Linked DNA regions of Homo sapiens: regions 2 and 3 are each linked to region 1. Evidence: chromatin contacts called from ENCODE Hi-C or POLR2A ChIA-PET data. All regions are on one chromosome and are shown on one strand. Each heading gives the region's core, a stretch centred on a gene start or an enhancer-like site at or near the end of the contact. The rest is flanking DNA. Distances are from core to core; before and after follow the strand shown. Region 1 holds the start of RRM2 (ribonucleotide reductase regulatory subunit M2). Region 2 holds the start of E2F6 (E2F transcription factor 6). Region 3 holds the start of MBOAT2 (membrane bound glycerophospholipid O-acyltransferase 2).

Evidence for each region. Hi-C counts contacts between places; a loop is a spot of excess contacts on that map. ChIA-PET counts read pairs that join two places held with the same protein, here RNA polymerase II (POLR2A). Pooled maps may share reads with other maps.
Region 2: a map of CD8-positive, alpha-beta T cell shows a loop between it and region 1 (9-fold over the local background). The contact joins the promoter of E2F6 here to the promoter of RRM2 in region 1. A Hi-C loop is called at or near these places in 2 of 168 maps with a recorded cell type or tissue (CD8-positive, alpha-beta T cell and naive thymus-derived CD4-positive, alpha-beta T cell) and 6 of 50 pooled maps.
Region 3: a map of CD4-positive, alpha-beta T cell shows a loop between it and region 1 (6-fold over the local background). The contact joins the promoter of MBOAT2 here to the promoter of RRM2 in region 1. A Hi-C loop is called at or near these places in 1 of 168 maps with a recorded cell type or tissue (CD4-positive, alpha-beta T cell) and 6 of 50 pooled maps. POLR2A ChIA-PET finds 5 or more read pairs at or near these places in 1 of 52 experiments (A673).

Annotation. Positions count from the first base shown.
Region 1 is chr2:10,120,951-10,124,810 of GRCh38, reverse strand. It overlaps RRM2 (ribonucleotide reductase regulatory subunit M2), which reads right to left and starts at 2,072. Exons shown (of 10, transcript NM_001034.4): 1 at 1,914-2,072; 2 at 1,754-1,828; 3 at 1,281-1,424; 4 at 959-1,075; 5 at 1-94. The coding sequence starts at 2,012. RefSeq lists silencers at 2,111-2,611, 2,018-2,617 and enhancers at 2,838-2,947, 2,968-3,037, 2,795-3,350, 3,399-3,860.
Region 2 is chr2:11,464,035-11,467,894 of GRCh38, reverse strand. It overlaps E2F6 (E2F transcription factor 6), which reads left to right and starts at 1,734. Exons shown (of 7, transcript NM_198256.4): 1 at 1,734-2,123. The coding sequence starts at 2,016. RefSeq lists enhancers at 919-998, 1,426-1,982, 1,983-2,540.
Region 3 is chr2:9,002,057-9,005,916 of GRCh38, reverse strand. MBOAT2 (membrane bound glycerophospholipid O-acyltransferase 2) reads left to right here and starts at 2,233. Exons shown (of 13, transcript NM_138799.4): 1 at 2,233-2,377. The coding sequence starts at 2,303. LOC124907728 (a long non-coding RNA gene) reads right to left here and starts at 1,841. Exons shown (of 2, transcript XR_007086199.1): 1 at 1,789-1,841; 2 at 1-448. RefSeq lists silencers at 1,860-2,319, 2,863-3,157 and an enhancer at 2,922-3,576.

The DNA of each region.
Region 1 (3,860 bases), core at 823-3,322:
TATACATTTCAGAATGTATGTTTTCCATGGCAATTTGGAAGCCATAGAAACAGCGGGCTTCTGTAATCTGAACTTCTTGGCTAAATCGCTCCACCTAGTGGCAAAACACATCAAAGTTAAGCTTGAGAAAAAACCAACAGCAGCAACTGTCAACGGATACTGGCAGCATCGCACTCTTTGTACCATTATAAGGTTTATTTCTATATATATTTCATCCAATTTGTCACAATTCTTTGATATTTTATGTCATATGCTCAACTTACATATCAGGAAATAGATACATATAAAATAGGATTTGTGAGCGCTCGATTTCCTAATTAATTTATGTCAAGAAAGATCCATTCGCAATAAGAGATACAACCAAATTATTATTAAAACAGCAAAGCCACAAAAAGGAGGGAGCAGAGCCGGGCGTGGTGGCTCACGCCTGTAATCCCAACACTTTGGGAGGCCAAGGTGGGTGGATCACCTGAGGTCAGCAGTTCGAGACCAGCCTGGCCAACATGGTAAAACCCTGTCTCTACTAAAAATACAGATATTAGCTAGGCATGGTGGCGCACGTCTGTAATCCCAGGTACTCATGAGGCTGAGGTTGGGGAATCGCTTGAACCCAGGAGGCGGAGGTTGCAGTGAGCCAAGATCACACCACTGCACTCCAGCCTGGGCCAGAGTGAGACTCTGTCTCAAAAAAAAAAAAAAAAAGAGGGGGCAGATGTGGTGGCCACAAAGAGTCATCACATTGCTACCACTTAATATTGTCTCAGCTTCTCTAGAGTCGGGAAAATACCATAAGAAAGAACTGCAAAGTGTTACAAAACAGGAAATGCCATGTAATATAAAACCCAGCTTACACACACAGATGCACTCAGCATGGAAAAACATACAAGACGAGGAAAGCGAACTAGTTCGACCTCAGATCGTCAACGTCAAATGAATGAAAGATGTTTTGGAAACTCACCAAGTTTTCATTTACTATGCCATCGCTTGCTGCAAAGAAAGCCAGAACATGGGATATAAAATATCTCTCCTCGGGTTTCAGGGATTCCCAGTGCTGAATGTCCTTGGAGAGGTCCACCTGAGGTTCGGAAGTCACAATTTTAGCATAAAAGGAAGAGAGTAAAGCCTACAGGACTCACACTGAGCACTCAAACTTTAAGTATGCTGGCACCACTTACTATGCCCCACAGTTAGCCCCCCTTGCCAACGGGAACCTCCAAGTGCATTTATGTCTGAGGCGTGACGGTCACCCCTGCAGGGGTCTTCTGGGGTCCTCCGATTACCTCCTCGGCGGTCCAAAAGGAAGCCTCTGCCTTCTTATACATCTGCCAGATATCATGGTACTCGATGGGGAAGATGACAAAGCGGCGGGGGTTTTCTCTCAGCAGCGGCTCATCCTCCACGCCGGGGGCAGCTGCTTTAGTTTTCTGTTGGGGGAGAAAATAAAACATTTAAGTACCGGGCGAACCATATGAAACTAACGTTTTTCTGGACCAAGTCCTTTCCATTGGCGGCAATTTCACGGGGCCCGATGTGAAAACGTGGCTGTCCCGTCGCACTCCGTGGGTCGCAGCAGAGGAGCGCACGCCCGAACCGGGAAATGGGCCGAGGGGCGCGGGAGGCAGCCCTGGGGAGGGGCCGCCTAGGCGGGAAAGGAGCCGGGGCGGGAGTGTGAACAGCTGAGGAAACAATGCGGCTTTGGCGCCAAGACGCCCAAGGCCGTCCCTGGCCCCTCTGCCCCACGCCCGCCACTCACCGGCTCCGTGGGCTCCTGGAAGATCCTCCTCGCGGTCTTGCTGGCCAGGACGCGGGTCCCGCTCAGGGCCGGCGGCTGCGGGGAGACGCGTGTGAGTGAGGAGCGGCTTCGCTTTCCCTGCCTCCCTCCCCTGCCCGCAGCGCCCTCCCCGCGGGCTCACCGTGTTCTCCTTGTCGACCAAGCTGAGCCCCTTCAGCGGCGAGAGCTGCAGCTGCTGCGGGTCCGTGATGGGCGCGAGCGGGACACGGAGGGAGAGCATAGTGGAGGCGCAGCGAAGCAGAGCGAGCAGCCAGGACAGGACGGCTGGGACAGGGTGCACGGGCGACCCCTCACTCCAGCAGCCTTTAAATCTCCCGCGCCGCGCGCTCCCGGCCCTTCCCATTGGCTTTGGTGCCCCGGCCCTTCCCATTGGCTGTGCCATGCCTCCGACCCTTCCCATTGGCTGCGCCTTGCCCCTACCCAGGCTGGCCGCGGGGCCGCGCGCGATTTTCAAGCGCAGCGCGGGAGCCTCCGCCGGCGCCTTCCGGAGACCCCCGGGGACACCCCCGTGGACGCCCCCCGGGACCTCCCGGTTCCCCCCCCGGCCCGTCCGCTGGCTGGGTCGGGGGCGCCGCCGCCCAGGCCCCCACAGGTCCCGCGGGACCAGGGCCGCAGCCCCTGAGGGTCTCGGCGGCCTTGGCGCGCGCGGGCCCCGGTTCGCCCGGGAACCGTTTAGGATTGCGTGAGGAGCAGCGATTGGAGCCCGCGGGCGCGAGAGGATCCCCGGGCCGCGGCCCCGCCTCCCGAAAGCACCTCCTCCCAGCCGGGCCGCCGCCGGGCAGGGGGCTTAGCCAACGAGGTTGGTGCAAAGGCCTGGAAAACGCTCCTGGGTGCGGGGGAGGCGTTGCTGCGACCCTTTCGATCCGTGTCCCTGCGGTGGGGGTGCAAGGGCCCCGAGGCCTGACATTTTGGCGGGGTGGTCGGCGAGGACCCTACAGCCTAAAAGTTAGGGCCGCTGAGCCCCGTGGCTCGTTTTGCTGGGACAAGCGACCAGGCTTCTTACAGATTCGGTGTCCCCGTGAGTAAAATGGGACTCGTAACCGCGTGGACTGTTAATGCGGTGAGGAGAGCGTTCGTTGAGATGACTCATGTAAAATGTGCAGTCCTTTGTAAACCTTCAAACTACGGGACATGGCGAGAAGGCCCTTGGTGCAGTTTTCCACAGAAATCCTGTCTCCTGTCAGACCCCTGACCCCTATTGTCACCCTTGCCTTAAGAATTGCAAACTGTGGCTGGGCGCGGTGGCTCACGCCTGTAATCCCAGCACTTTGGGAGGCCAAGGCAGGAGGATTGTTTGAGGCCAGGAGCTGGAGACCATCCTGGGCAACATAGTGAGACCCCGCCTCTGCCATTAAAAAGAGAAGAAAAAAAGTTGTTTTAATTGCAAACTGAGCAAAAATTCCTGGGAGAAAGTTCACAGAATGATTTTAGGACTAGGAATTAATGTACTACTCATTGGGCGTCAAATATGCTGAAGAGGAGTTTGAAAACTCCACTGGTGTAGAGACTGGAACTTAGCAATAGCTTTCATTTAATTTTCTATGTGGCTTTCTGATTTGCCAGGCCCTGCAACGGGCAAAATGCCAAAAATAAAGGAAGAGAAAGAAACTTTAAGATCCAAGAAAGAAATCATTAACCTGAGAAAGCTTCAACAGCTGCGCTCAGGGCTGTTATTGAGAGAGACCCGGGACTTTTTTTTTCACAAAGCCTTTTCTAGATAAGATACTTTAAAGAGGGTGGGGTGGGACAGGTACCCTCCCCACCTAGGTCTGTTTCTCTCATTTCTTAAAAGTACTACGGACTTGTAAATCATAGTATTCTCGTGTTGCAGGAATAAGTGCCCATCACATTCCTTACACAAAGCCACAACTAAAACTTTGGTGTACCATGATTTGTTTAAAGCAACTCGCCATTCATCGCCATTTTCACCCCAAACACACTAAAGCATCCATCTCCAGGAAACTGGTATTTTTATTGATTACTTTATGGCTGATAAAGCTATTATCTAACAAAATTATAATTTATTGGTGTCATCTCATACTCAACTCAGATTTCAATTTCCCATAAT
Region 2 (3,860 bases), core at 485-2,984, 1.3 Mb before region 1:
AAATGCATGTGGAATGCCAAACACATAGCAGATGCTGAATAAATGCCTTCAAATGGCCATTTCTAACGGCTCTGGGAAATTCTCCATTCTGCAACAATATGCAGTCTTCTCGAGACCTCCGCTACGTTCTCTTTTTTTCTCATCGTTTATTTAGCAAACATTAATAGAGCATGTTTTATTTGCCAGACACTTTGCTAGATGATAGAGATACAAAGATTAGAAGCCAGGCATGGGTGTCTCACGCCTATAACTCCAGCACCTTGGGAGGCTGAGGCAGGAGGATTGCTTAAGGTAAGGAGTTCAAAAAATAAAATAAAATAAAACATAAAAAAAAATTAGCCAGGCATGGTGGCATGCACCTGTACTCTCAGCTACTTGGGAGTCTTAGCTGGGAGATCACTTGAGGCCAGGAGTTTGACGCTACAGTGAATTATGACCGTGACACTGCCCTCCAGCCTGGGTGACAGAAAAAAAAAAAAAAAGATTAGAGAAGGCCTCTGACCTCACAGTCTAGTGGGGAACCAGCTTCTTCGGGGATTTTTCCCTGCCTCACCTCGCCCACCTCAGGCTGTGTAGAAACCCCCAGTCTAACCAGTTGTTTCCCTCCAACTCTGTACATACCACGGTGTGTTGCCTTTTTATTTCAAACATGTGCTGGCCTCTGTTCTAATCACAGCAACCTGTATCCATTAATCCATTTAATCCTCACAACAACCTTATCAGGTAAGTATTGTCATTATTTGCATTTTCCAAATAAGGAAACTGAGGCACAGACAGATTAAGTAACTGGCTTAATAAGGTCTTCTAGTTTATACGTAGAGGCAGCCAGGACTTGAAAACACACCTTCTGGCTCCAGCTAAATTAACATGCTCTGTTTACTTATCTGTCCCCACTGAAATTGGAGGTTGAACCCGTGGCATATTCAAACGAATAAGTATCGCCTGTGCCCACCCCAATATCTGACACTATAGGTCAACGATAACTCATTCGTCAAACAGGAAGGAGGAAGGAAGGAAGGAAGGAAGGAAGGAAGGAAGGCAGGCAGGCAGGCAGGCGGGCAGGCAGAGGTAAAACGATTCCACAATGGTGTGGTTGCTCACATTTACTAAGCATCAACACTGACCTGCCTGTAAGATGCGCTAACAGAGCTCACGAATAAATGAAGGCTGGGTGTGGTAGCTCACGCCTATAATCCCAGCACTTGAGAGGCCAAGGTGGGAGGACGGCTTGAGCCCCAGAGTTCAGGACCAGCCGGGGCAATATACTGAGACCCTGTCTCTACTAAAATTAAAATTAAAAATTAGCCAGGCACAGTGGCGCGCGCATGTAGTCCCAGCTACTTGGGAGGCTGAGGTGGAGGATCGCTTGAGCCCGGGAATTCAAGGCTGCAGTGAGCCCTGACCACGCCACTGCACTCCAGCCTGGGCGACCAAAAAAAAAATTAAAATAAAAAAAAGGAATAAATGAACATCTCTGCGGCTCAGAACTTTCAGTTATCACCTCAGAACTTTCAGTTATCACCGTCGAGAATTCCAGGCGACCGCTGGGTTTTCCCGGTTGCCTCTTTTCTCTCACCCCTGTTCCCTTCCTCTGGAATTCGGCTCCACCTCTTCCTTTTCCTTTGCCAGCCTCTCCGTGGATTCCGCGGTCCGGGTTTCCCGGGCGGCAGCCGCCGGGAGAGGATCGGTGCGTGGGAGCGCTCCGGCAGCGGCGGGCATGCGCAGAGGGGGGCGGTGTACTGCGCATGCGGGAAGATGGCGGGCCGGGCGACTTGAGATCCGCGGGTCTCCCTCCTCTTTTTCCGTCTGCGTCGGGAGCTCCCGGGCACGTGAGGCCGTGCCGCGTTTACTGGCGGGCGGGACGGCCTAGCCGGGCGGCGCCTCGGAGGAAGCCGCGGACCCCTTAGGTGCTGGGCCCTTGGAAATCGGCGCGTGGGGGGCGGTGCTCGAGCTGAGCGCGAGAGGGCGGGAGAGCTCGTGGGGTGCGAGGGGAGCAGGACGCCCGGCCGGGCAGCATGAGTCAGCAGCGGCCGGCGAGGAAGTTACCCAGTCTCCTCCTGGACCCGACGGAGGAGACGGTTCGCCGTCGGTGCCGAGACCCCATCAACGTGGAGGGCCTGCTGGTAAGCTCCGGGACGGGACGGGGACGGGCGGTGGTCTCCCAAATCCGGCCCCCTCCTCCCCGCGCCGCCGCCAACCCCGCTGGCCGTCGTCTGGGTCGTCTGCTCCCCCTGGGCCAGGCGCTGCCCATCACGTGCTGCGAACTGCGCTCTCCCGCCTTCTGCTTTCAGCATCTGCTCACAGACGTGGTATCAGTCTTCTAGGCTTTTACATCGGAACTTCAGAGCACTGTTGGAGAAAATTGCTCAACTTTGCATTAGAGAGTCCATGTTTATCTCCTTCTATGGACTCTAGCTGTATCTCTGCAACCTATCATTTGTTTTTCTGCCTCCTCTCCCATCCTTCTGCTCTACTGCAGCCGTTTAAAACCTTGTCCACGCTTTATATTTCCCACGCCACAGCTCCCATTCATCAAATTATCTCCCCACCTGTTTGACAGAGAAAATGGTTAGGAAATTTGGCTCCCTTTCCTGCAAAGGCTGATTTCTTCTCTTGTTCAGGACCAGATGCTGTATTCCCCGCGGTTATCAGGGCCCTCAACAAATGCATTTTCTTTTTCTTTTCTTTCTTTTTTTTCTTTTTTTTTTTTTTTTTTGAGATTGAGTTTTACTTTTGTTCCCCAGGCTGGAGTGCAATGGCGCAATCTCAGCTCACTGCAACCCCCACCTCCCAGGTTCAAGAGATTCTCCTGCTTCAGCCTCCCATGTAGCTGGGATCACAGGCATGCGCCACCACACCCAGCTAATTTTGTATTTTTAGTAGAGACGGGATTTCGCCGTGTTGGCCAGGCTGGTCTCGAACTCCTGACGACCTCAGGTGATCCACCGAGCCCGACCTCTCCCCGTATTTTCAATTTCTCTGCTGCTTTCTTTCTATAACTAGTAGTAATTAAACATTTTCCCAAGTCATTATGCCTGGTTCCCCTACCAAATAGTTTGTGATTATTGCCTCATTTAATTTCTCATTTCTCACAGCAGTGTTTTATAATACTAAAAGATTATTATTCTTGTTTCACGGTTGCCAAAACAGACTTGGAGATGCATGTAACGCCGGCTTGCCTGTGGCTGGATAATAAGTGTAGAAACTTGGGTTGAAGCTCCAAATGTCTAACTCCAGATGATAAATTCTTGACTACTAAAACCGCATTCTAAATCCATCCCCATCTTAAAAGATCTCTCCCTTGATTCCATATCCCCTCCCATCTACTGTCTCTCTTCCTCTTCACAGCTAAACTTTTTTTTTTTTTTTTTTTTTTTGGTGACGAAGTCTTGCTCTGTCACCCAGGCTGGAGTGCAGTGGCCTGATCTCGGTTCACTGCAAGCTCCGCCTCCCGAGTTCACGCCATTTTCCTGCCTCAGCCTCCTGAGTAGCTGGGACTACAGGCACCCGCCACCACGCACGGCTAATTTTTTTTTGTATTTTTAGTAGAGATGGGGTTTCACCGTGTAAGCCAGGATGGTCTCAATCTCCTGACCTCGTGATCCACCCGCCTCAGCCTCCCAAAGTGCTTTCACAGCTAAACTTCTTGAAAAGGTTATTTACACTCACTGTTTCCACTTGATGGCCTCTTATTACCAGCCAACCCACTGCTGGGGACCCCTATCCTAAGCACACTTGTAAGACCATTCTAACCAAGGTCACCGACAAGCTCGTCAATTCCAGCAGCTGTTGTAGTTTTGACTACAACACTCGTGTTAGAAACCCTCCCTTGAGCTTCCTTGACGTTTGATGCTCCATCT
Region 3 (3,860 bases), core at 984-3,483, 1.1 Mb after region 1:
CTGGAACTCCTGATCTCAAATGATCCACCAAACTTGGCCTCCCAGAAGTGCTGGGATTACAGGCGTGAGCCACCATGCCTGGCCTATTTATTTTTTTGAGACAGGGTCTCACTCTGTCATCCAGGCTGGGGTGCAGTGGTGCGATCACAGCTCACTGCTGGGATTACAGGCATGAGCCACAGCGCTCAACCATTCTAGATATTAAATAATTTCATGTAGTTACCCCAAATACAGATTATGTTCTGTCATGTCTGACTAAAATAAAAATTTAGCTTAAGGAAACTCCTTTCTGCAGACATTATTTGTTCTAGCTCTGAGATTGTATCTCCATGCTGCTTACTTTAGGTTGCAATATGTTCCCAACACCCACCTTTCAAGTTTTTAAAATGGCATTTCAATTTTTTCTTCAGTTTGTATGCTCAGCCACCTGTGCGCTTCCTCTACTTTTCTAAAGTGAAGAAAAGGAAAAAAAAATGGTTTCTTTCTAATATAATATTAATAGGTCTGGGTTTTTGGATTAATATACTGTAATAAGCAGCTCTCTAATTGATTACAAATCCCACTGGAACACTCCCCTGGGGGAATGAAGGTCCTGTTCTTTTTACTCTTCCTTTTATCCTCTATTCCATTTCAGCTGAGAATCCACCAAACTAGGATTGAGTCGACCAGTGAAAGGATTCTAGGCAAGACGGGATTGCACTGATGAGTTCCACTGCCTCCTTTTCAGAGAGACAAACGTAAGCCCACAGACTGATTACTAAGGCAGGTGTATTTTTATCTGTGCTGCCTTCTTATTCAAGACTCTAAGCTAGTCATCAACCCAATGGTATAACTGATAGCTGACGGGAGTTTCTGGAATGGGTGTTAAGTGTGAGAGAGATGAAGGCCTAGTGATAAGGTCGGCTCTAAATGTAGATTTACTTGGATTCCAATCTACTTACCAGCTGTGTGCCCCTGGGCAAGTTACCTCTTCTGTGACTCAACTTCCTTGAAGGAGGGTGTGTAAAAGTGTCTATTTCACACGGTTATTGTGAGGATTAAATACCAAAAGTATTAAAGCTGTGGTTAAACTCTCAGTAAACATTAGTTATTTCTACCAAAGTTAAACTGCCAAATCCTTGAGTCTTGATTTGTCCTCATAACTGCTGTGGCATTTCTCCTCTTTTAAAGTCTTCTGAACAGAAGTTGACGTTTGCATTTTAAAGGAACTCAAATGGCTTACTTTTACGAAGTTGGGGGGATTATATATACACGTGACCCGCCAGGGTATGTAAACCTGGCGGACTTCAACAGTCTGGGGGTGCCTGCGCTCAAGGGGTGAAGGGATGCTTAGAAACTTTCTCAGGAAGAAGGTGGGGCCTTCAACGAGGGCGGCTGGCTACAAAGAACTAAACTTTCACACAGCAAAGGGGAGCCGGTCTCCCTGCGCCCGCGGGCGTCGAACCCAGGCCCAGCTCTCACCACCCAAAGGCCCGGGTGCGGCTGCAGGGTGACGAAAGCGTCAGACCCCGGGGCTGCTCTCAGCTTTGGGCTTTCACCCGGCACTCTCCCAGACAAAGGGGCTTCTCAGCCAGGTCGCTGTTTTGGTTTGTCGTCCTCCCAGCCCCCACCTTCGTCCCCAACTTCCCCTGGCGCTGGCTCGGCGGCGTCCCTCACATCGTCCCTCCGGCCGCCACCCCGGGCCCCTTTGTTGTCTGCCGTCTCTCCCAGAGAGGGGTGGGGGGCCGCGACATTCCAGGGAGGAGAAACCGAGGAGTGAGGGGCAAAGACGCTCTTCCATGCTCTCACCCGAGGAGCGCGCCCCACGACGCTGGCCAGCCGTTCTCCGGCGACGGCCCGGGCCGCGCCTCGGCGCCCTCGCCCGGGTCCTCGGCACGGGGGAGGGGCGTGGCGCGGCCGGCGCTCTCTGATTGGCTGCGGGCGTCAGGGCGTCGCGCCGCGATTGGGTCGCGCAGCTGTCTGGAGCGAGAGCGCGCGAGGTGGGGAGGGGGCCGCTGGAAGCTGCTGGAAGTCGGGGGCGGGGGATGCGGCTGGGGCGCCGGGGCGGGGACGACGGGGGCGACGGCAGGACGGGCCGCGCCTGTGCAGGGCGGTCGGGGGCGGCGGGCGCGGGAGGAGGTGGCGGCGGAGGGGGAGGTGCGAGCCGGGCACCGCCCCCGGCCCCTCCCCGGCCTTCCCCGCGCAGAGCTCCGACCGCGGGCGGCCCAGGGGCGGGCGCGCCGCTGCATCCCCATCCTCGTCGTCGCCCGGCACAGCGCGAGCGGGCGAGCGGCGCGGGCGGCCGGAGCGCCGAGGCCCGGCCATGGCCACCACCAGCACCACGGGCTCCACCCTGCTGCAGCCCCTCAGCAACGCCGTGCAGCTGCCCATCGACCAGGTACCCCGAGGCGCCCTGGCGCCGGGCGTCGCGCCCTCGCCGCCCCTCCCCGCCGCGGTGCCACCCGACCGGGGGCCCGGGAGGAGGGTGGGGGCTGGGGCCGGGCGCCCGGTGCCCCCCTACCCGCCGCTCCCTGGAAGGGAGGGGGCAACAAGCCGGTTATTGTCCCAGAGCCCCCTCCCTCCTGGGTGCGCCCCCAGCCCGCCATCCCCGGGCCGAGCGGGAGGTGGGCCGGGCGTTGTTGCCGGCGACAGCCCCCGGGGAGGGTGGTCGTATGGGCGTGCGGGTGTGCATGCGGTCCCTGCCCTTCGCGGCAGCGGCGCTCGGATCCGGTGGTCGGGTCCCGGAGCAGCCCCCGGTGCGCATGGACCGGGTTGTGGAAAGGGTGCGGAAGGCTGCGCTTTGGGGAGCCTGGCGTGGTGCTGCCTGCCCCGCGCGCGCCTCTGAGCGACCCCCGGAGAGGCTGATGCATGGGTCTGGGTGTGCTGGGTGCCTTAGAGACGGCGTCGATGGGTGCTAGGGGCCCGGAGAGGCTTAAGCGCTACTGCACTTTGGGGACAGTTTGCGTTGGATTGTGGCTTAAGAGAGACAGAGGCAACAGTTTGTGGGAAGGCAGACAGGTTATGAAGAAAAGTCGGAGTTAATCCCAGGATTCTTGCTGACAAAGTGGCAACCTTGTAGATTGATGCAGCCACTTTACCTCCTTGCCCAGCCCTCAGAAAAGCTCTTGACAGTGTCTAGGGAAGGGTGGTATTTAAATGAGGCCAATCGAGTTTGATGGTTTAAAGGGCCTAACGATTACTGAGAAATAAACAGCATTGTGATGGGAAAAGCAGCGCCATTTTTACTGAGAAAAGAAAGTTTGGAAGTATTTTGTTGTGACAGTGAGATTTAGGGAAGTTGTTAATGAGGCGGGGGCTGGGGGGCGGGGGTGTATAGTTAGGTGATTGCTCTAGCCCCAGGCTAAAGGTAGTTAACTTTGGAAATTTTGCTTACAGTTATTTCAAGTGTACTTAACCTGGAAGTGTTTGGACTTCACACGGGATACTGGTTCACTGTCTTGAACTTGAAGGTGCTGCTGTCATTTAGTCTTCAGGGATTTCACTTCAATACGGGATTCCTTCTTGTCCAGACGGCTTTCCATAGCAGCAAGCTGGAAACCTGACATTAGGATACTAGCTGCTTTGTGCTTTACTGTTTTAAATAAAATCGCCTTAAGTATGTCGAAGGAGTGTTAAACAATTGTGGCTTCTGTTGAAATTCCACATCGCGGTCATAACTTCTGGTTAATAGTAAAGTACCTATCCCCCACCTGTCTTGAACAAGAGTTCTAATGGGTGTCTTGCTAATAAAGTATGGTAGTGAAATTAATCGTGTATTCGAAGAAAATATTCTTCTCTCTTTATTAATAAATTGACCAGAATTTAGGGTTTTTCATCCTCCCGGCCCCGCGGAGGATTCTTGCTGACATTTCCACACTGGT